Linked DNA regions of Homo sapiens: region 1 is linked to region 2. A link is an interaction called in ENCODE POLR2A ChIA-PET data of the cell type or tissue named here. Cell type or tissue: MCF 10A. All regions are shown on one strand. Each heading gives the region's core, and the rest is flanking DNA. Links, peaks and the distances in the headings are about the cores only.

What was found. ChIA-PET counts read pairs that join two places held together with the same protein. Peaks named below come from ENCODE experiments on the same cell type or tissue, not always from the same donor. Only the 100,000 strongest peaks of a DNase experiment are listed, where the experiment ranks them.
Region 1: POLR2A ChIA-PET joins it to region 2 with 5 read pairs; 1 of 35 experiments calls an interaction of 5 or more read pairs at or near these places.

What each region holds. Positions count from the first base shown.
Region 1 is chr1:31,095,986-31,107,702 of GRCh38, forward strand. It overlaps LOC124904579 (UPF0764 protein C16orf89-like), which reads left to right and starts at 4,221. Exons shown (of 4, transcript XM_047439474.1): 1 at 4,221-4,297; 2 at 9,557-9,608; 3 at 11,637-11,717. The coding sequence starts at 4,221. In MCF 10A, for the core only: no CTCF peak of the experiment used is centred there; DNase peaks (open chromatin) are centred at 5,246 and 6,656.
Region 2 is chr1:30,782,197-30,793,913 of GRCh38, forward strand. It overlaps LOC105378621 (a long non-coding RNA gene), which reads right to left and starts at 155. Exons shown (of 3, transcript XR_947134.2): 1 at 1-155. RefSeq lists an enhancer at 5,675-6,187. In MCF 10A, for the core only: no CTCF peak of the experiment used is centred there; DNase peaks (open chromatin) are centred at 3,685, 4,745, 5,695 and 6,555.

The DNA of each region.
Region 1 (11,717 bases), core at 1,707-9,706, 310 kb after region 2:
CCACATAATTTTGCATATTAAACAGCAACTGTAGTTAAAATTATCTATCTCAGATAAGAATCTTTTTCTTTTTAGTTTGTATGTATGTATGTATGTATGTATTTTGAGGCAGGGTCTCACTCTCTTACCTAGGCTGGAGTGCTGGAGTGCGATCACAGCGCACCGAGGCTTTCCCTCCCAGGCTCAAGTGATCCTCCCACCTCAGCCTCCCCAGTAGCTGGGTACACAGGCAAGGATCACCACATCTAGCTAATCGTGTTACTTTGTGTAGTGACAGGTTCTCCCTATGTTGCCCAGGCTAGTCTCGAACTCTTGGGCTCAAACAATCCTCCTGCCCCAGTCTCTCAAAGTGCTGGATTACAGGCATGAGCCTCTGTGCCCGGTCTTTTTTTATTTTAGGTATTTTTGTATTTATTTATTTTTGAGACGGAGTCTTGCTCTGTCACCCAGGCTGGAGTGCAGTGGCACAATCTCAGCTCACTGCAAGCTCTTTCTCCCGGGTTCACAACATTCTCCTGCCTCAGCCTTCTGAGTAGATTGGGACTACAGGCGTCCGCCACCACGCCCAGCTAATTTTTTTGTATTTTTAGTTGACACGGGGTTTCACCGTGTTAGCCAGGATGGTCTCAATCTCCTGACCTTGTGATCCTCCTGCCTTGGCCTCCCAAAGTGCTGGGATTACAGGCATGAGCCACTGTGCCCGGCCGCCTTTTTTTTTATTAATAAGAGATGGAGTTTTGCTTAATTGCCCAGGCTGGTGTGCAGTGGTCTGATCATGGCTCACTGCAGCCTTGAACTCCTGGACTAAAGCAATCTTCCTGTTCCAGCCTCCCCAGTACCTAGGACTACAAGCATGTGCCACCACGCAGGGTGATTTTTAAAAATCTTTTTGGGCCGGGCGCGGTGGCTCATGCCTGTAATCACAGCACTTTGGGAGGCCGAGATGGGCAGATCACGAGGTCAGGAGATCGAGACCATCCTGGCTAACACGGTGAAACCCCATCTCTACTAAAAATACAAAAACTTAGCTGGGCATGGTGGCACACGCATGTAGTCTCAGCTACTCAGGAGGCTGAGGCAGGAGAATTGTTTGAACCCAGGAGTCGGAGGTTGCAGCGAGCCAAGATGGCGCCATTGCACTCCAGCCTGGGCAACAGAGTGAGACTCCATCTTAAAAAAAAAAACAAAAAAAACTGTAGATATGTGGTCTTGCCATATTGGCCAGGCTGGTCTCAAAATCTTGATTGCCCAGGATGCCAAAAATCTTGTTATTTTCTAGAATCTAATATGAGAACCATTGAATAATTACAACATATTTGCAACAATGATAATTTTCTATTACCTTATATTCAATATTTGATTTGTATAATTTTTACAGAATGATTTAATGCTTGTCATAATTGTTATTCTTTAAAAAAATTTTTTTGTAGAGCTCTTACTATGTTGCTGAGGCTGGTCTGGAACTCCTGGCCTCAAGTGATCCTCCTGCCTCACCCTTCCAAAATGTTGGGATTATAGATGTGAGCCAGTTCTATGCCCAGGTATGCCCAGTCTTATAATTGTTATTCCCCAGAAATAATAAACTAACTTATATAATGTCTTACTGGAGGATGGAGCAACTTTTTGTAATTCTCTAAAACAGGGATCAGCAAGTACAGGCCACAAGCTAAATTCTCAGCTTGCTTCCTGTTTTCTTTTCTTTCTTTCTTCTTCTTTTTTTAATAGGCTTTATTTATTTATTTATTTATTTATTGAGATGGAGTCTCACTCTGTCGCCCAGGTTGGGGTGCAGTGGCATGATCTCGGCTCACTGCAGTCTCTGCCTCCTGGGTTCAAGCGCCCGGCTAATTTTTGTATTTTTAGTAGAGACGGGTTTTCACCATGTTGGCCAGGCTGGTCCTGAACTCCTGACCTCAAGTGGTCTGCCCGCCTCGGCCTCTCAAAGTGCCGGGATTACAGGCATGAGCCACCATGCCCGGCCTATTTATTTTTTGAGATGGAGTATTGCTCTCGTTGCCCAGGCTGGAGTGCAATGGTGCAATCTCGGCTCACTGCAACCTCTGCCTCCTGGGTTCAAGCAATTCTCTTGCCTCAGCCTCCTGAGTAGCTGGGATTACAGGCGTATGCCACCGTGCCTGACTAATTTTGTATTTTTTTTTTAATAGAGATGGGGTTTCACCATGTTGGCCAGGCTGGTCTCAAACTCCTGACCTCAGGTGATCCCCCCCCCAACCTTGGCCTCCCAAGTGCTGGGATTACAGGCGTGAACTACCGCACCTGGAAGACAGGCTTTATTTTTTAAGATCAGTTTTAGGTTTGTGGCAAAATTGAGCAGAAGATACCATATTTCCTGTATACTTCCTACCCCTATACATGAATAGCCTCCTCCGTTTTCAATATATCCCCCATCAGAGTGGTACATTTGTGACAACTGATGAATCTACATTGACACGTCATTACCACCTGACTCCCTGTTTTTGTAGGACCCCTGCAAGCCAAGAATGATTGTAACATTTTTAAAGGTGGGGAAAAAACTTTAAGAGTACTATTTCTTGACATTTTTCTGCAAATGATATGAAATTCAAATTTCAGTGTCCATAAATAAAGTTTTGTTGGAACACAGTCAGACCCAGTTGATTAAGTAGTGCCTGTGGCTCCTTTTGTGCCCCACAGCTGAGTTGAGTAGGTACCACCATGACCATATGGCCTACAAAGCCTTTGGGAGGCCGAAGTAGGCAGACCAGTTGAGGCCAGGAGTTCGAGACCAGCCTGGCCAACATGGTGGCCATGCTCTCCAGCCTGTGTGACAGAGGCTGGATCATAGTTCACTGCAACCTTGAACTCCCACCTTGATCCTCCCACCTCAGTCTCCCACGTAGCTGGGACCAGGCACACGCCACAGTGCCCAGACAATTTTTTTTTTTATTTTTTGAGATGGAGTTTCGTTCTTGTTGCCCAGGCTGGAGTGCAATGGTGCGATCTCGGCTCACTGCAACCTCCGCCTCCCAGGTTCAAGCGATTCTCCTGCCTCAGCCTCCCGAGTAGCTAGGATTACAGGCACGCTCCACCACGCCCAGCTAATTTTGTATTTTTAGTAGAGATGAAGTTTCTCCATGTTGGTCAGGCTGGTCTCGAACTCCTGACCTCAGGTGATCCGCCCTCCTCAGCCTCCCAAAGTACTGGGATTACAGGTGTGAGCCACTGTGCCAGCCAATTTTTTTATTTTTTGTAGAGACTGGATCTCACTTTGTTCCCCAGGCTGGTCTTGAACTCCAAGGCTTAAGTGATCCTCCTGCCTTGGCCTCACAAAATGCTGGGATTATAGGAGAGAGCCACTACACGCAGCTATGTGTTCCTGAATTTGCCAACCTCTCCCTTTGACTCTCAGGACCCAAATTCTTGGCTCTCCAATCAGGTATGTCCTCTTCCCATTCCTGCACCCCTGCCCTTGCCATTCTGGTAAATAGAAATAGGTCACGTTCTACTGAGAGGCCTCTGGAGAGTGGCAAGGCCTGCCCTACTCCCTGCCTTCCCCACAGGCTTAACTGAAGGGACCCATGATAAACCCCCAAGGGCCAAGATTTCCTCACAATTTACTTTCCATAGTCTGCATTAAGAACAAAGTTAGAGTTTTGTTTTGCATTTTCCAAAGAAAAATGCTGTTGTAATATGTAATATTCTTTTACAAATTGTTCACTCATGCGGGGAATACTGCTACACGCCCTTCCTTTCTCTCCCTTTTTCCTCCTCCCTTCCCCTGCTTTCCTTGGGCACATTTCTTGTATCTTACTTTCCCCAGGTCAGAAGCAGGCTGTTGGAGGGCCCAGTTGGCAACTTCTCCACCTGAGAGGCCCCAGAGCCTGCCCAGGGTGGACAGCAGTTAATGTTTAATGAGTGAGTGAATGAATACATTTTAAAAGGTATGAAGGCCAGGCCTGGTGCCTCACGCCTGTAATCCTAGCACTTCAGGAGGCCCAGGTGGGCAGATCACTTGAGCCTAGGAGTTCGAGACCAGCCTGGGCAGCAATAGGGAGTCCCCTGACTCTACAGATAATTTTTTTTTTGAGACGGATTCTTGCACTGTTGCCTGGGCTGGAGTGCAATGGCATGATCTCAGCTCACTGCAAACTCTGCCTCCCGGGTTCAAGTGATTCTCCTGCCTCAGCCTCCTGAGTAGCTGGGATTACAGGTGCACACCACCACACCTGGCTAATTTTTTTTTTTTTTTTTTTAAGACAGAGTCTCACTCTGTCGCCCAGGCTGGAGTCCAGTGGCACGATCTCGGCTCACTGCAAGCGTTGCCTCCCGACATCCGGCTAATTTTTTTTGCATTTTTAGTAGACACAGGGATTTACTATGTTGGCCAGACTGGTCTCAAACTCCTGACCTCATGATCCACCTGCCTCGGCCTCCCAAAGTGCTGGGATTACAGGCGTGAGCCACCGCACCTGGCCCAGATAATAAAAATTAGCCGGATATAGTGGCACATACCTCTAGTCCTAGCTACTTGGGAGGCTGAGGCAGGAGGATTGCTTGAGCCTCGGAAGTTGAGGCTGCAGTGAGCCATGATTGTGCCACTATACTCCAGCCTGGGTGACAGAGCAAGACCATGTTTCAGAAAAAAAAGGAAAAAGATAAAAAATATAAAGGAAATTGGGGAACTATGCTGTCTCCCCGGGGACCTTTCTGCTGAGTCAAGGTGGCCTCTCTGGGCAGTAGGATGAAGCCCGACTCTCTGGTCAACTCATTGTTCACGAAGTCCTTTCCCACAGCAGCTGAGGGACAAAGTCACAGTCCCTGCCCAGTCCTCTGCACCAGCCACCCCTCTGGTTTAACCTGTCCCAGGTCTTCCCCCTTGACTACACCCTCTAAATCCTAGAGTGGGGAGAGAATGAAGATGTGAGGTGACAGATGAGGTCTCTTCCCCAGCCAGAGGGTGCAGAAAGCCCCAACATAACACATGTCCTGAAACCCAAAGAGAAGACAGAAATTGTCAGCAAAGGTTAGCTAGCTCCTGAGGTCATAAGCAACCTTATTTTTATTTTGTGTTCCCAAATGTGTTGTCTGGAACATGTATACATATTACGTATTAAAGCAAAAGCAAAATCAGAATAAATATTGTCTTCCAAGTTGTCTTTGTGTGTGTTTTGGTTTTGTGGTTTATTCCTCTTTCTTTTCAGTTGGATAGAAGCCAGGCTCCTTTCTCCCAGCACACGCACAGACTCAGCACACACAGAAACCCCAGGAATTAAATGACTCTCCAAAATGATAAGTAGGAAGAAGGGGGTGGGGTAGAGAGGGAGGAAGGGGGAGAGAGGAGGCCTTTTCCCCTGACCTGGGGAGGAGCCCTAGTCCAGGAGAGGTCAGGGTGTGCAAAGGCCTCTGGGTAGGAATAGGAACAGGGCCATTGGCCAAGTGCCCTCTGCTCTGTTACTCCCAGAGCCGGCTCCTACCCTCAGGCCTGGGAGCCCGCCGTCTGCTAGTAAGGGGCTTCAGGAGTTGGGGGAGTGCAGATGAGGAGTAGCTCTCTTTTTCTCACATTCCCTCTTAAACCTCAGTTTTTTTGTTTTTTTTTTTTAAAGAAATGATTCTAAAATTAGCCAGGTGTGGTGGCATGCGCCTGTAATCCCAAATGTGTTTCTACTTGGGAGGCTGAGGTGGGAGAATTGCTTGAGCCTGGGAGGTTCAGGCTGCAGTGAGCTGAGATCAGGCCACTGCACTCCAGCTGGGGAGACAGAGGGAGACCCTGTCTCAAAAAAAAAAAAAAGAAATAATTTTTGTCCTTTTTCTATAAGCATCTTTTAAAACTTTTTTCCAGGCAGGGAGCGGTGTCTCACGCCTATAATCTCAGCACTTTGGGAGGCCGAGGTGGGCGGATAACCTGAGGTTAGGAGTTCGAGACCAGCCTGACCAACATGGAGAAACCCCATCTCTACTAAAAATACAAAATTAGCTGGGCATGGTGGCGGGTGCCTGTAATCCCAGCTACTTGGGAGGCTGAGGCAGGAGAATCTCTTGAACCCGGGAGGTGAGCCGAGATTGCGCTATTGCACTCCAGCCTGGGCAACAAGAGCGAAACTGTCTAAAAAAGAAAAAAGGCAGCATTTTGGGAGGTGGAGGTGAGAGGACAGGAGTTTGAGACCAGCCTGGCCAATGTGATGAAACCCCATCTCTATTAAAAACACAAAAATTAGCCGGGTGTGGTGGTGCACACCTGTAATCCCAGCTACTCGGGAGGCTGAGGCAGGAGAATTGCTTGAACCTGGGAGGCGGAGGTTGCAGTGAGCTGAGATCATGCCACTGCACTCCAGCCTGGTGCCAGAGCAAGACCCTGTATCAAAAAAAAAAAAAAAAAAGAACTTTAAAATAAATAAATAAATAAATAAATAAATAAATAAATAAATAAATGATTTGCACAGCAACTTTGTGAACAGAGCCCCCTTCCCTTTCATTTTCTGCCTGACTACCCACAACAGAGTCCCGGGTGGGGGTGGGAGGGTCAGGGATGGGCTGTGGCGTCTGCATGCAGGCTTGCCTCCACTGGCCTGAATCTCAGCAGGAAGAAGCAGCTCTTCCCTCAGGCCAAGCAGGAAATGATTCTCCCACAAAACACCTGACCCTGAGACCTTCCCAGGGAGTTGCACAAATTCGTTTTATAACCAGCAAAGCAATTCTGAGGGTTTTAGAGTGGGAAGGGCTTGCTCCTAGTTCTCCTAAGACTGTCTACTGTTTAATTACGAAAGCCACTGTTGTGCTCAACAGCTGAGGAAACACAGGAAGGATCAAGAAGTGAACTTTCCCTGACTCCACCTCCCCATACTGCCTCAGAGACCCAGGAACAGGCTGTCCCCCAGAAAGGGATGCCTGGGAGGACTGAGCAGGCACTGACCGCTCATGCTAGGGAACCAGGCCAGTGAATGCAGCTTTGAATCTACGCTGGATCACCTCCATGTCCTCATCTGTAAAATCATGCCAGGCACGTCACATGCTTGGTACACATTCATTCATTGCATTTGGGCCACAACCCTATGAGGGAGGTGTTATTATCATCTTTGTTTTACCGAGAAACCTAAGGCACAGAGAGGGTAAGAATGTTACTGGGCCAGGTGCAGTGGTTCATGCCTGTAATCCCAGCACTTTGGGAGGCTGAGGCTGAGCCTGGAGTATCGCTTGAGCCCAGGAGTTCAAGACCAGCTTGGGCAACATAGTGAGACCCCCATTTCTACAAAAAGTAGAAAAATTAGCTGGGCTGTTGCACGAGACTGTGGTCCCAGCCACTTGGGAGGCTGAACAGGAGGATGAGGATCACTTGAGCCCAGGAGGTAGAGGCTGCAGGGAGCCATGATGGTGCCACTGCACTCCAGCCCCAGTGAGAGTGAGACCATGTCTCAAAAAAAAAAAAAAGTTACTAAGGCCATATATCTTGTGCATGTATACCTGAAATTTGAGACCAGGCAACCGGGTACCACTAGGCTGTACTGCTCCTATGAGGAGCACACACTTACCTGTACCTGTCTCAGAGAATCTCTTCGAATTAAAGGAGATAATGCACGTAAGGTGCTCTGAACAGAGTCTGGGACTTAGTACTCTCAGTAAACACAAGTCCAACATCATCATCATCATCAATAGTCTTACCTATTCAGAATTCTTTATTATTATTATTGTTATAGAAAGGGTCTCACTGTGTCACCCAGGCTGGAGTGCAGTGGCATGTTCATAGCTCACTGCAGCCTCAAACTCCTGGGCTCAAGCTATCCTCCCATCCCAGCCTCCCAAAGTGCTAGGATTACACCAAACCTGGCCCAGTCAGAATTCTGAAGCAGTCGCACTCCTGGTCCTGGCTGCACAAACATGGTGGAAACTTATATGCTTAAAAAAAAAATTGTACTGGGGCCGGGCACGGTGGCTCATGCCTATAATCCCAGCACTTTGGGAGGCCGAGGCAGGCAGATCACGAGGTCAAGAGTTCGAGACCAGCTTGGCCAACATGGCGAAACCCTGTGTCTACTAAAAATACAAAATTTAGCCTGGCATGGTGGTGGGCACCTGTAATCCCAGCTACTCAGGAGGCTGAGGCAGGAGAATCGCTTGAACCCGGGAGACAGAAGTTGCAGTGAGCCAAGATCACACCACTGTACTCTAGCCTGGGCGACAGAGTGAGACTCCGTCTCAAAAAAAACAAAACAAAACAAAAAAACCAAATTGCTTTTAGTGGTTATTGCCAAGCAGGGTTGTAGGGGAAACTCATTTTCATAGACCTCTATAATCATAACTATTTTATATAGTAATCATGTATTATTTTGTAATTAGAAAAATATGCATAGATAGGCCAGGTGCAGTGGCTCATGCCTATAATCCTAGCATTTAGGCCGAGGCAGGCAGATCACTTCAGGTCAGGAAGTCGAGACCAGCCTGGCCAAAATGGTGAAACCCCTTCTCTACTAAAAATACAAAAATTAGCAGGGTGTGATGGCATGCGCCTGTAATCCCAGCTACTCAGGAGGCTGAGGCAGGAGAATCACTTGAACCCAGGAGGCGGAGGTTGCAGCGAGATCGCACCATTGCACTCCAGCCTAGGAGACAGAGTGAGACTCCATCTAAAAAAGAAAAAAGAAAGAAAAAGAAAAAATAATAATATGCATAGATGAAGACATAATATATAAATGCCAAGTGCATGTACTGAGCACTCAGTTCACTTGTTTGTGTATGTTTCTTTCTTTTCTTTTCTTTTTTTTTTTTTTTTTGAGACAGTCTCTCTCTGTCACCCAGGCTGGAGTGCAGTGGCAAGATCTCAGCTTACTGCAACCTCCGCCTCCCAGGTTCAAACAGTTCTTCTGCCTCAGCCTCCCTCATAGCTGGAATCACAGGTGCCCGCCACCTTGCTCAGTTTTTTTTTGTATTTTTAATAGAGATGAGGTTTTACCATGTTGGCCAGGCTGGTCTCGAACTCCTGACCTCAGGTGATCTGCCCAGCTTGGCCTCCCAAGCTGCTGGGGTTACAGGCGTGAGCCACCGCACCCAGCCCCTCTGTTTGCTTTTTTTTCTTTTTTGTATTTTTAGTAGAGACAGGACTTTGCCATGTTGGCCAGGCTGGTCTCTAACTCCTGGCCTCAAGTGGTTCACCGGCCTCGGCCTCCCAAAGTTCTGGGATTATAGGTGTGAGCCACCATGCCTGGCTTGTTCATGTGTTTCTCTCTCTCTCTCTCTTTCTTTTTTTTCTTTTTGAGACAGAGTTTTGTTCTTGTTGCCCAGGCTAGAGTGCAGTGGCGGGATCTCGGCTCACTGCAACCTCCGCTTCCCGGGTTCAAGTGATTCTCTTGCCTCAGTGTCCTGAGTAGCTGGGATTATGGGTGCCCACCACCATGCCCGGACACTTTTTTTGTATTTTTAGAAGAGACGGGGTTTTGCCATGTTGGCCAGGCTGGTCTCAAACTCCCGACCTCAGGTGATCCACCCGCCTCAACCTCCCAAAGTGCTGTGATTACAGGCATAAGCCACCGCGGCCAGCCCATGTATGTTTCTATTCACCATTTATGGAGCATCTATTGGCTACCAGGCCTTGGCTACAGGAACTGCCATGTGGCGTCAGAACCCTGAAGAAGTTCCCAGTGTGATTCACTGGATGGGGTGGGAAGAATCTTCTATCTGCTATGGTAGGAACAGAGGGCTGTGTGCAGGTGACAGGCCAGGCCTGGAATGTGAACCTCTAATTCCCCATCAAGTGTGATAGAAGATGCTGAGTGCGGTGGCTCACGCCTGTAATCCCAGCACTTTAGGAAACCAAGGCAGGCGGATTGCTCGAGCTCAGGAGTTGAAGACTGGCCCAGGCAACATGGCAAAACCTCATCTCTACACAAAATACAAAAATTAGTCAGGCATGGTGACTCGTGCCCGTGGTCCCAGCTATTTGTGGGGCTGAGATGGGAGGATCGCTTGAACCCAGGAGGTCCAGGCTATGGTGAACTGTGGAAGCACCACAGCACTCCAGTCTGGACGACAAAGTGAGACCCTGTCTCAAAAAAAAAAAAAAAAAAAAAAGAGGTGTGATAGAAATACTGAAAGAAGCAGGCTCTCAGAACAAAGGTTAGGTTTTTGGTTTTTGTTTTATGTTTCTTTTTGAGACAGAATCTCACTCTATTGCTGAGGCTGGAGTGCAGTGACATGTTCATAGCTCACTGCATCCTCAAACTCCTGGCCTCAAGTGATTCTCCCACCCCAGCCTCCCAAAGTGCTGGGATTATACCACACGTGCCCCAGTCAGAATTCCAAAGCAATCACACTCCTGGCCTTGGCTACACAAATATGGTGGCACCTTATATGCTTAAAAAAATTGTACCAGGCCGGGCGCAGTGGCTCACGCCTGTAATCCCAACATTTTGGGAGGCCGAGGGGAGTTGATCACCTGAGGTCAGGAGTTCGAGACCAGTCTGGCCAAAGTGGCAAAACCCCGTCTCTACTAAATATACAAAAAATTAGCCAGGCATGGTGAGGGGCACCTGTAATCCCAGCTACTTGGGAGGCTGAGGCAGGAGAATTGCTTAAACCTGGGAGGCGGAGGTTGCAGTGAGCTGAGATCATGCCATTGCACTCCAGCCTGGGCAACAGATCAACACCTTGTCTCAAAAAAAAAAAAAAAAAAAAAAAAAAGAAGGCCAGGAGCAGTGGCTTACGCCTGTAATCTCAGCACTTTGGGAGGCCAAGGCAGGCACATCATGAGGTCAGGAATTCAAGACCAGCCTGGCCAACATGGTGAAATCCCATCTCTACTAAAAATACAAAAATTAGCCAGGTGTGGTGGCGGGCGCTCATAATCCCAACTAATTGAGAGGCTGAGGCAGGAGAATCGCTTGAACCTGGGAGACGGAGGCAGTGAGCCTAGATCGTGCCATTGCACTCCAGCCTGGGCGACAAGAGCAAGACTCCGTCTCAAAAACGAAAAAAAAAAAAAAAAAAGAAGAAGAGGAAGAGCAAGAAGAAGAAGAAGAAGGAGAAGAGGAAGAAGAGGAGAACACTGGGGGAAAAGGAGAGAAGTACAGAATAGGAAAACAAAACTAGACTCTGGTGATTTAGGCAATCTGCTGAGTTTTTCTCCTTGGTTCTTATGTTTTATTTTTTTCTTTCTTATTTCTATTTATTTATTTATTTATTTATTTATTTATTTTGAGATGGAGTCTCACTCTTCCAGACTGGAGTACAGTGGCATGATCTCTGCTCACTGCAACCTCTGCCTCCCGGGTTCAAGCGATTCTTGTGCCTCCGCCTTCCCTGTAGCACCTGCCACAGCTTGCCCCAGCTAATTTTTTTTTTTTTTTTTTTTTGAGAAAGAGCTTTATTCTGTCACCCAGGCTGGAGTGCAGTGGTGCGATCTTGGCTCACTGCAAACTCCACCTCCCAGGTCAAGCAATTCTCCTATATCTGGAGTAGCTGGGACTACAGGCGTGCACCACCACACCTGGCTAATTTTTGTATATGGATATAATTTTTGTATACTCTTTGTACTTATCATTCTGTTGTATTGGAAATAACTTGTTACCAGTTTGGTGCCTTTGATAATTTTTTTTTTTTTTTGAGAAGGAGTCTTGCTCTGTTGCCCAGGTTGGAGTGTCGCCCAGGCTGGCTCACTGCAAGCTCCACCTCCTGGGTTCACACCATTCTCCTGCCTCAGCCTCCTGAGTAGCTGGGATTACGGGCGCCCGCCACCACGCCCGGCTAATTTT
Region 2 (11,717 bases), core at 2,383-10,382:
ATCAGACGGGGGTCTGCGAAACAGGAGAAAAAAATCCCAGCCAGGGCCTTAGTTTCTCTGAGGTACAGATGTTGGTGATGTTGGTGGCAGGTATACATTTGGGGGCCATAAAGCTTCCCAGAACTATAGCAACCCCACCTCCACCCATCCCCGAAAAGGAAAGAAAATTGCTACCCCTACAGCCCTTGCGGGCCGCCCCCCGCCCCCAACCCCGACCACCCCCAACCCCGACCACCCCCACCAGCCCAGCAGAGAACTTAGCGACCAGGGCCCGGATGGAGCAGTGTTCCTGAGTAGCCACCAGAGGGCGCACTGTACCCGCCAACTCAGCGTGTCTCCCGCCCTGGAGAGGGGAGACGGACAGGGAGGAAGGGCTACTGTCGTCCTGGGACACATTCCTGGGCAGGGGGCTTCCAGGTCCTGTTGAAAGCTGTCCTTGGGCAGAGGACATCCTGAGCCATGGATTCACAGCCACGGAGATATCCGAGTTGGAAGGGGTTTAGGATGGGGACCCTTTTATGGGGACCCTTTTACAGAGATGAGGCCCAGAGAGCAGAAGCCAGCTGTCTAGCGTCACACAACGGGTCAGGGCAAAGCAGGGGCTGGAACCCGAGACTCTCATACCCCTGCACACACCTGCTCCTGCTCTCCAGGCCCCGGACAGCTGGGCCCAGATGGAAACCAGGGGGCAAGGCAAAATGGAACTGTGGAAGGGGCTCCAGCATCTCCGCCATCCCCTGTTCTCCCAAGATGCTGAGCCACAGGGAAACTGAGGCATGGAGCGACAAAGAGGCAGAGGTTGTCTGCATCCCTCCTGAGCAGGTCAGGGCCCCATGCGGGTCCCAGGGAGCCCCTCTGCTCTCCCTGGAGCCAGGTTTGGGTACAGCAGCTGTGACTAGCCAACCAGGCTGGGCCACTGTGGCTGAAGGCTCAAAGTCCAGCAGGGAGCCATTGATCAGTCCGGGACTTCTGTTGGGAGGGTGCCGGCAAACTATCTGATGGGTCCCCAGGGCCTCCCCTGGAGGAAGTGGGGACTTGAGCAGGAGGTGTCCGGGGGCTCCTGGGCTTTGGCAGGGCCTCCCTCCCCTCCACCGCCTCCCTCTTCAAATCGCAGCTGGAAACAGCACCTCCCCTGTTGGGTACAAGAACCTTCACAGGGGCCTTGACCTTCTATGACTCTACCCCACGGAAATCAGCAGAAGCAGACGGAGATGGCCCCTGAAGCACTTTGGTGTGTAATGTCATTTAATCCTCAGAATGACCCCATGGCATAGAATATGATTCGTTCATCCAATTTTGCAGCTGGGAAACCTGAAGCCAGGACGAAGAAGGCAATTGCTTGGCAGCAGCACTCCAGAAACACCATGTGCCATGCAGAGTCCACGGCTCAGCCGCCGCAGCCCCTGTGCGCGCTGTCTCATTTAATCCCCCCAGCCACTCTGTCAGGCAGGTAGGGTGAAGGCCCAGCGTTAAAGATGAGGAAAATGAGGCAACGAGAACAAATTGCCCTGTTGCTCAAGCTCTCTTGGCTTCCTGTGACCTCCCAGACCTTGGGTGACAGAGGCACATTAAGGAAGTCCCTCAACTCTCCGGCGGGGGTGGAGCCTCTGCAGGGGGCGTGGAACCAGTAGCAGGACCACAGTAGCCAGGCAGGGACATGGATCCCCCACCCCCAACACCTCCCCTAGCTGCCCCTCCATTGCCTTACCCAGCTCTTGAGGCTGGAAGGCTCATAGCTCTTTTCCTGACTACCTTCCACCCATGAGTAGCCAGGCGCGTGTTCTAGCCCAAGAGATCTAGGTGGGAGTCAATGAGGAAGGGCTTCACTTCCCAAATTTTATTTTTGTTTATTTTATTTTATTTTTTCGAGAAGGAGTCTCGCTCTGTCACCCAGGCTGGAGAATAGTGGTGCCATCTCAGCTCACTGCAACCTCCGCCTCCCAGGTTCAAGCTATTCTTCCTGCCTCAGCTGGGACTACAGGCATCTGCCACCATGCCTGGCTAACTTTTGTATTTTTAGTAGAGACGGGGTTTCACCGTGTTGGCCAGGCTGATCTAGAACTCCTGACCTCAGTGATCTCCCCCGCTCAGCCTCCCAAAGTGCTGGGATTACAGGTGTGAGCCACCACGCCCGGCTACTTCCCAAATTTTAAAAAAAGCCTCCCAAGACCTTTGACTTTCCCAGTGCCTCTCTGCCTGGAATGAAACGTGAGTGCTGGAGGCACAGCAGGCACTTTGGAACTACGAGGGCAAACACCACAAGTTAGGGACAACGGAGTTGGGAGAGCCTGCACTCTGACAATGCTGCTGACCTGTGCACCAGCCCTAGAGTTCCCATCATGTGAGAAAGATAGACCCTCCTTCTCTTAACACGGGGGACCACCGTCCCTGCTGGTTGCTGCCTACTCAAGTTTGCATTCCCATCTGACCCAGCAGCCCTGAGTAGGGGTTAAGAATGTAGTTTTTTTTGTTTTGTTTTGTTTTTTGACAGAGTCTCATTCTGTTGCCCAGTCTGGAGTGCAGTGGCGCGATCTCGACTCACTGCAACCTCCGCTCCCAGGTTCAAATGACTTTCCTGCCTCAGCCTTCCAAGTAGCTGGGATTACAGGCGTGCGCCACCATGCCCGGCTAATTTTTGTATTTTTAATAGAGATGGGGTTTCACCATGTTGGCCAGGCTGATCACGAACTCCTGACCTCAGGTGATCCACCCACCTCGGCCTCCCAAAGTGCTGGGATTGCAGGTGTGAGCCACCGCGCCCAGCCAAGTAGTCTTAGAATCTTGGCTGACGAATTGGTAGCTGCATGGCCTTGAGCAAGGGGTTTTGTGTGGAAGAGCCTCCATTTTCTCTTCTGGAATAGGCCCAAGTGTGCCCCCTGCACAGAGCTGTTGGAGGGTCAAATAAGACACCAAGTGTCCTGAGCCCAGGACGGGGCACACACACACGAAGGTTGGGTGTTGTTAGGAAAGGAGAAACGGGCCATAGGGAGAAGACAGGGGGAGGCCCTGTCCTGGATCCTTCCCCCTCAGGAAAGGCTGTTTGGGAAACAGGTCTGATCGGGGAAAATTGAGCAGCGCTTCCTGACAGATCAGTAGCTCCCTGAGCCCCCAGACCCTGAGTCCCCTCCCCTTTAACGAAGTGCGGGCTCAGCCAACTCAGTTACCTGCCCGCCCAGCAAGGCGGCTGCTCCTCCAGCAGGGCTGGCTGCCCACCCTGGAGATGTGGGAATGGATCCTGCACACTCCAGCCTTCCAAGCCTCTTCTCCACCACCCACCACAGGGTCGGGCATTCTGCTACTGGGGATTCACTCCTTCTGACCTGAAGCCTTGCAGGAGCACCCTGGGTGATTAGGGCTGGCACCCTGATGAAAGGCTATGGCTCCGGGGGGTACTCAGAGGCCACTGCTGAGGTGTAAGCACCTTGGAACATGTCACCCCCTGAACTGTGGTCAGCTTTGGCCCTGGGTGTAGCGAAGGGGAAGAAAAGGAACTGGCACCTCGGGGATATGTCCTGCACCAGACAGAGGCGTGTCTCAGTGCATTGGGTCAGCACAGCGATCCCGCAGGAGGGTGTTGCTGGCCTCAAGACAAGAAAAATAACCCTTAGGAGAGGTAAGGGACTTGCCCAGGTCACAAACAAGCAACAGCACAGAGCTGGGATTCAAATCCAAGCCTCTTCCACTCCAAGGCCCAGCCCTGGGCTCTGCTCCCTAACTAGCTATGTGACATGACAATTCCCTCCCCTCTCAAGGCCTTCTGTAAAATGTGGTGGTTAAAAGACATGAGGCTGGCCAGGTGCAGTGGCTCGCGCCTGTAATCCCAGCACTTTGGGAGGCCAAGGTTGGTGGACCATTCGAGGTCAGGAGTTCGAGACCAGCCTGGCAAACATGGTGAAACCCCATCTCTACAAAAAATACAAAAATTAGCCCGTGCAGTAGTGGAACTGAGGCAAGAGAATCACTTGAGCCTGGGAGGCAGAGGTTGCAGTGAGCCAAGATCACGCCACTGCACTCCAATCTGGGCAAGAGAGTGAAACCCTGTCTCAAAAAAAAAAAAAAAAAAAAGACATAAGCTTGCATGACCCCCCTACCCAAGTCAGATGCTGTGGGCGCACTGCAGGGAGCTTAAGAGAGTGGGCTCTGGAGTGGGTCTGCCGGGGGGTGCCCCCCAGCTCACCCCTTACATGGGAATTTGGTTACTTAACCCTGTTGTGCCTGCGCTCACTTGCCTGTGAAACAGGAATAAGAACTGTCTCCCTTCTCAGAGCTGCTGCACCTGCTGTGGCAGCTCCGCATGAGAGCTGCACTGTTGTGACAGGCTCCTTGGAGGGCCAGAGCAGGAAAAGACTGGGGGACTCAGGGAGAGCTGAGCAAGGAGGTGGAGGGAGGAAGATCAGTGACATCATAGAAACAGGTTTGTGAGGACCAGGGCTCCTGCCCTGTGGCCCTCGGATGGTCCCACAAATCCCTGGGCAGATAAATCCCAGCTCGCCACTTCCTGGCCTCTCAAAGAAGCCCTTTGTCTGGTGGGTATCAGAGGCTACTTCCGGCTCCACGAGGGCCTGATCAAATGGAGACAAAGGACCCTCACACCGGCCAGAGAGGCCCCAGGGGATGCCCACTGGCCCCCAGCTTCCGCTGCCTGGGTGGCCAAGGGGGGCCCCCGCAGCCTGGCTGAGATCAGAGGGAGAGGGGACAGCAGCCACGGCTGCTGGGAAGTCAGGGGAGGGCCCGGGATAAGGGTGTGGCAGGAAGGGAGTCAGCAGGGACAGGAATTAAAGACTCCAGAGGGCCTTTTTCAGGAGCCAGAGGGCTTTTTTTTTTTTTGAGATGGAGTCTCGCTCTGCCGCCCAGGCTGGAGTAGTGGCGTGATCTCAGCTCACTGCAACCTCCCAGGTTCAAGCGATTCTCCTGCCTCAGCCTCCCGAGTAGCAGGGACTACAGGCACCTGCCACCATGCCCAGCTAATTTTTGTATTTTTAGTAGAGACGGGGTTTCACCATGTTGGCCAGGCTGGTCTCAAACTCCTGACCTCAAGTGATCCACCCGCCTTGGCCTCCCAAAGTGCTGGGATTACAGGCGTGAGCCACCGTGCCCAGCCAAGGGCATTTTAAAAAAATAAATAAATCAAGCACTCGAAGCCTTCTGTAGCTGCCCATTAGCCTCAGGCAGACTCAACTCCAGCCTGCTCCCAGCCCACGAAGCCCTGGGCTGCCCACCTCCCCCAAAACAGCCTTCTGCTAGTTCTCCAAACACAGGCTGCCCCACTCATGGTTGGGGACTTTGCCCCAGCTGTTCACTCTGCCGGTAGAACTTTCCTCCAAGGCATCCACATCCCTGACTCCCCCCTTTCATTAGGGCTTTGCTGTAGAGATGCCCCCTGACTCCTGACCCCTCTGCCACACTCTCCAGTCCCCCACTTCCCTCTCTGCTTCAACTGGGCTTTCATCCTCATATGTCTTCTCAGGATCACCCATGGCCTGCCTGTGGCAGGACCAAATAGCCAAGTGCCTCTGGGTGTAGGCGGCGGCAGCACCTAACACAGGGAGGCTGGGTCTCCTCTCCAGTCCTCAGCAGCTTCGCTCTGGTTTTCCTCCTGCTTCCTGGCTCCTCTGCCGGTGCCTCCTGGCCTCCCTGACCTCCTGGGAGGCTCTGGTCCTGTGCCCCACCCTCACTCCCTCCTTACGTGACCCACGCAGTCTCTGGCTTCCACCACCTTCTCTCTCCCTGACCCACACCTCCAGCCCCAGCCTTTCCCCAGAGCACGGGACTCCTGTGTCCATGCTCACTTCCAGGAGTTCACGCAGCTGAGTGACGGCATCTCGAAATCCACAGGCCCAAACCCAGCCCTGGCGGCCCCTGCCCCAGACCTGCTTTCACGGCACCCCCAACTCTGTGGGTGATGATGCCCCCTTGCTTATCCTCGACCCTGTCTCTCCGACACCCCACGCCTGCAGACCCAGGATCCGACCACTTCCATGGCTCCTGTTGCTGCCACCTCAACCTCCCAACTTCTGCCCTTGTCCCTGCTTCAAAACGCTCCCGTCCTGCCCTCCCCAGTGACCCCCAACTCAGGGTAAAAGGCCAGCAAGTGTGCAGCTGCCCCCCAGCCCTCGGCTGTGACCTCTTGAACCTCTTCCCCTGCCCTTCGCCCCTCACTCCAACCGCTGGGATCTCATTGCCGGTTCTCAAACATTCCAAGCTGGCTCCCAGCTCAGGGCCTGCGCGTTTGCTGTTACCTCTGCCTGGGCCAGACCTGCGAGGCCCACTCCCTCACCTCAAAATATCACTGGATCAGAGAACCCCAAAAAGTGCTCCTCACAATACTCCCCATCTCTTCCCCCAGCTTAATGTCCTTCAGCTCATGCATCCCCAGCTGGTGGCCTCCCCACAAGCAGGCAGCTCCCTGAGAAGGGGGACTATACCTTTTTTGTTCAATGCCAGCACATAGATCATGCCTGGCACACAGGAGGGGCTCCAGAAATGTTGGCTGAGTCAGCGGATGAATGCGCTGAGCTGAGTGTTGAAGGCTACGTGAGTCTGCCAGGCAGGTGGTGGGAGGAGATGTTCCAAGCAGAGGGAACAGCATGTACAAGGCCAAGGCACAAAAGGACATAGCGTGTCCAAGAAGGCAGGGAGTGCTGCTGTGCAGAGCAGAAGGAGGAGGGTCTAGGGCTGGGGAGTTTAGGGCTGCGGAGTCAGCCAGGGAGCCTGGTCATGAAGGGAATGTGCTTGTTCTTCCATTCATTCATTCATTGAATATTTATTAAGCCCTGTGAGAAGTCTTGCTCTTTCCCCATCTAAAGGGATAAGACTTAATCTTGAAGGTACTTGGGAGCCATTGAGAGATGCAGAGAAGGGGCAGCACCTATCACTGCTGGTCACAGGATGGAACCCCAATATGCCCCCGGATCCTCCCCTACCCCCAGGGGGTGCCTGCTAAGCCACTGCTTCCTTTCCAAGGCAGCATTTTGGAGGTCTGGGGAGAGCATGCCCGCCGAGCTTTCTCCTGGCAAGGCCACAGAGCAACTGAGTCTCCACTAGAGTCAGCCTGTCCACCTGTGGCCCCCCTCGATGTGTAAGTCACATGGCCCAGATGGGGGCTGTGAACCTCCAGAGCTGGAAGAACCTCAGAGAATCCAACCCTTCATTTTCCAGACAGGGCAACTGAGGCCCACCAAAGACAAAGGACTTATTCAAGGTCCTGCTGTGTCTTCAGAGGCAACTCTTGTTTGCAAGTGACAAGCACCTGATTCAGACTGGCTTTTTTGAAAGGACGAGGGACTCTGCAAGCATGACCAGGATGTTGAAGAGTGAACTTCAGGTGCGGTTGGATCCAGGCTTACCTTGGGACACATGCTTCCCCTCTGACAAACACTTGCCACAGGTCTGCAGGACTCTCAGTGGCCACGTCTGGGGATAATGTGTCTACTCCTGGAGTGGGGGTGAGGCGGCGGGGGCAGTGTCAGCCCCACATGGCACCCCAGGACTGAGAAGAGGGTGGGACCCCAAAGGAAAATTGGATTTGCTGGCCCAAGAATGGGGGTAACAAAAGCTGATGTCCCCACACCTAGGAGCTTAGGGATAGAACCCAGACCAGATCTCCACCACCCAACTCCAAACCCAGCACCTATCCCACGTCCCCAGACTCCCTCAGGAAGACAAACTAGACACTAGCGTGGATGGAGGCTGGAGCCAGAGGCAGGGGACCGGGAAGGAGGTTGTCCAGGCGAGAGGCAATGAGCCCCTTGGAAGAAACTCATCAATCTCCTAACTCCCAACTCATTTTCCCACGTCAGCATTTTGCTGAGGGAAACATCTGTCACTTCTTCAAGATGAATAACACACCAACACCATTATTAATGTATTCTTAAGTGGTGTTTAGAATCCACTTCATTCTAACCATCATGACATACATCTTTGCTGACTTGTTCGGACCCCAGAGACCTGGCACTGCATGGCTGCTGCGCAAACTGGGTGACCCCTGATCCCCAAGCATGTAGCAGAGGGTCAAGTTCACAGCAGCCTGACAAACAGCAGGAGAATACACCCCCCAACCCCAGTGAGAGAGACCTGACGCCAGTGAGGGCCAGTGAGGTGAGTGATGCCTGCTACTGCTGGTGGGCGTGTCAGGCCATTATTTTGGAAAGTCATCAGCAGGGTACTTTTTTTTTTTTTTTTTTTTGAGGCAGAGTTTTGCTCTTGTTTTCCAGGCTGGAGTACAATGGCGCCATCTCAGCTCACCACAACCTCCACCTCCCGGGTTCAAGAAATTCTCCTGCCTCAGCCTCCTGAGTAGCTGGGATTACAGGCATGTGCAGTCACGCCCGGCTAATTTTTTGTATTTTTAGTAGAGATGGGGTTTCAGCATGTTGGTCAGGTTGGTCTCGAACTTCTGACCTCAGGTGATCTGCCCACTTCAGCCTCCCAAAGTGCTGGGATTAAAGGCATGAGCCACCGCGCCTGGCCAGTCATCTAGCAGGGTACTTTTACTGTCTAAAATGGCACACACTCCTCCCACCTCTGGAAAGGCCTCTTAGAGATGTAACTGGAGATGTGAAAAAAGCTGTGAGTGCCAAAGATGCTCATCGGGGCATTGTTTATAACAGAGAGAAATTGAAGCTTACCCAAGTGTTCAATGAGGTGATGTCCAAGCATAACCTGAAATGGTGATGCAAACTCAGGCAGCTCCACTCTATGGGACATTCTGTGTCTATTCAAAAATGTGGCCTTCAAAAACTACTGTCTGACGATCATTTGATGGGAAAAAGCAGAAGCTTATGAGAGCCCCAGTCAAAAGAATGATTTTTAGCATCAGAGGAATGCCCCAGAGTTCCACGGCCGGAAGCACCATCGAGACACACAAAACCACCAGCTCCTCAGCAGCGTGTGTCTCCTCAACCACACTAAATCCCTCCTGCTTCTCTCTGGCTGCAATGTTCTCTCTCTCTGCAGGCCAGCCTGGCTGCCTTATCTCCAGAGCTTACCCACTACTCTAGCTCAACCTCACAGCTATTTGATTCCATCTTCTCTTCCTGCTGAAAGAAAATGAGAGAGGGATAAAGCAAGAAAAAGAGGGAGGCAGAAAGAAAGGGAGGGAAGGAGGAAAAGAGGGAAGGAAGGAGGAAGAGAAAGAGAGGGAGGGGAGGAGGAAGAGAGGGAGAGGAGAAGGAAAAGAAGGAGAGAAGGAGGAAGAGAGGGAGGGAAGGAGGAAGAGAGAGAGGGATGGATGAAGGGAAAAGGGAAGGAGGAAGAGAGAGAGAGAAGAAAGAAAACAGGGAGGGAAGGAGGAAGAGAGAGAGAGAAGAAAGAAACCAGGGAGGGAAGGAGGAAGAGAGGGAAGGAAGGACAAAGAGAGGGAAGGAGGAAGACAGGGAAGGAGGGAGGGAGAGAAGGAAGGAGGAAGGGAGACAGGGAAGGAGGAAGAGAGAGAAGTAAGGAGGAAGAGAAAGAGGGGAAGAGGAAAAGAAAGAGGAGAGGAGGAAGAGAAAGAGGGGAGGGGGAACAGAGGGAGGGGAGAAGGAAGAGAGGGAAGAAGGAAGGAGGGAGGGAAGAAGGAAGGGAGGGAAAAAGGAAGAGAGGGAGGGGAGGAGGAAGAGAGGGAAGGAAGGAGGAAGGGAGAAAGGAGAAAGAAAGAATTTCTAGAAGGGACAACTGAATTGTCTTGGCTTTGGTCAAGTGACTCCCCTGGTCCTATCAGCTGTGCTGGACCAGGAGGGCTCCCCATAGCACAGCAGGCTCCCGGTAGTTTGGGGTGGGGTAAAGCAGGAGGAAATGACTGATGTCCCAAATCCTAGTACATTATCGCAGGGTGTATTAGTTATCTATTGCTGCATAACAAATTAGCCCCATGCTCAGTGTTTAAAATTACAGCATTCATTATGTCACAGAGGAATTGAGAAGTTTTTCTGGGTGGCTGTGACTCAGAGTCTCTTGTGAGGCTGCAACCAACACGTCAGCCAGGGCTTCCATCTTTGGAAAGCTCAACTGGGCTGGGGACTCTGCCGTCAAGCTCCTCACAGGGCTGTGGGCAGCAGGCTTCGGTTTCTTGTTGGTTATTGGGGTGAGACCTAAGTTTCTTGCCCCACAGGCCTCTCTGTAAGGCTGCTCAGGACAGGACAGCTGGCCCTCCAGTGCAAATGACCTAAAAGAGAGAGAAAACTACCAAGACGGAAGCTGCAGCATCTCTCACAACCTGATCTCAGAAGTGACGCCCCATCAGTACTCCCGTATTTTATCCTTCACACAGACGCACCCTGGTACAGTGTTGGAAGGGATGACACGGGCACGAATCCCAGGAGAAGGGACCACTGGGAGCCATGTTAGAGGCTAGCTAACATACACGGAAAACACTCATTCTACAAAACTGGTTTCAAAAGTGGATATGCTCTACACTTTTTTATTTTTTTTTTATTTTTTTTGAGACAGAGTCTTACTCTGTCACCCAGGCTGGAGTACAGTGGCACTATCTTGGCTCACTGCAACCTCCACCTTCTGGGTTCAAGTGATTCTCCTGCCTCAGCCTCCTGAGTAACTGGGATTACAGGCATGCGCCACCATGCTCACCTAATTTTTGTATTTTTAATAGAGACTGGGTTTTGCCATATTGCCCTGGATGGTCTTGAACTCTTGGCCTCAAGTAATCCACCCACCTCGGCCTCCCAAAGTGCTGGGATTACAGGTGTGAGCCACTGCACCCAGCCTACCTATTTTTAAATAAAAGAATCAAGTAGGGTAAACATAGTCCCAAAGAAAGTCTTCCTTTTAAAAGAAATTGCCTTTGATTACTTCTGCTGGGTCATAGAGGACCTGCCAGATCTGAGATCTGGATGCATGCAGTATGAGGGCTGGGTGACACTCAGCATCCAGCCTCCATGTGCAACCGTCCTCCTGGTCACAGGATGGCCACGGGGCAACAGGCACTTGCACCTCGCCATGGCTGGGGTTCAGACACATGTATGATGTGACTGACTGACTTGGGGCAGGTGCCCAATGGAAACCAGGCAAGACTGCCAGGAGCTGAGGAGGAAAGGCTCCGTAAGAGAAAGCGGAGAGCAGGTCGCAAGCGAGATTCAGTGGCAGGGGCCCCCGGTTGGAGGGGGTCTTGGTTCTGGACACATCTTGACACCTGGTACCAGGACCCGCTCCAGCCCGGCCACCTCAGCAGCAGCAACAATCCTGGGTGGGTAGGCTGAGTGTGGGCAGAGAGAGCTGCTTTGAAGACGGTCCACGCCGCCCTGCCAGGGGACCCATCCTCAAGGAGCGCCCTTCCCCTCTCTCCCTGGCAAGCAGTGAGCTCCCGAAGTGGCAGAGGACTGAGAGCATGGGGGCCCTGGGAGGCAGGACCCCGCTGGGGCAGGACCCCGATGGAGACGCTGGAGGCAGCAGCAGCGGTGGGAGGGGGTGGGGATTCACCCACACTCTTGAGAGGAGAGAAGAATGAACCCAGGAGCTGGAGTTCCCACAGGCGTAGGTGGGGGGCGGAGCCAGCAAGACTTGGATATTAATGCTTACTCTGGTAACGAGGCTTTTATCACCTGATGATTCCTAGAACCACAGAAGCCAAAATAGGCAGGCCTGGAGGAACCTCGTTAGAAATCTAATCCAACCCCACAAGTCTCACCAGCTACTCAAGGGCTTGACCACTCCCAGCAATGGTGAGCTCACTACTCCGTAAGAAAATTCATTCCGTCATTGGACAGTCCTGACAGATAGAA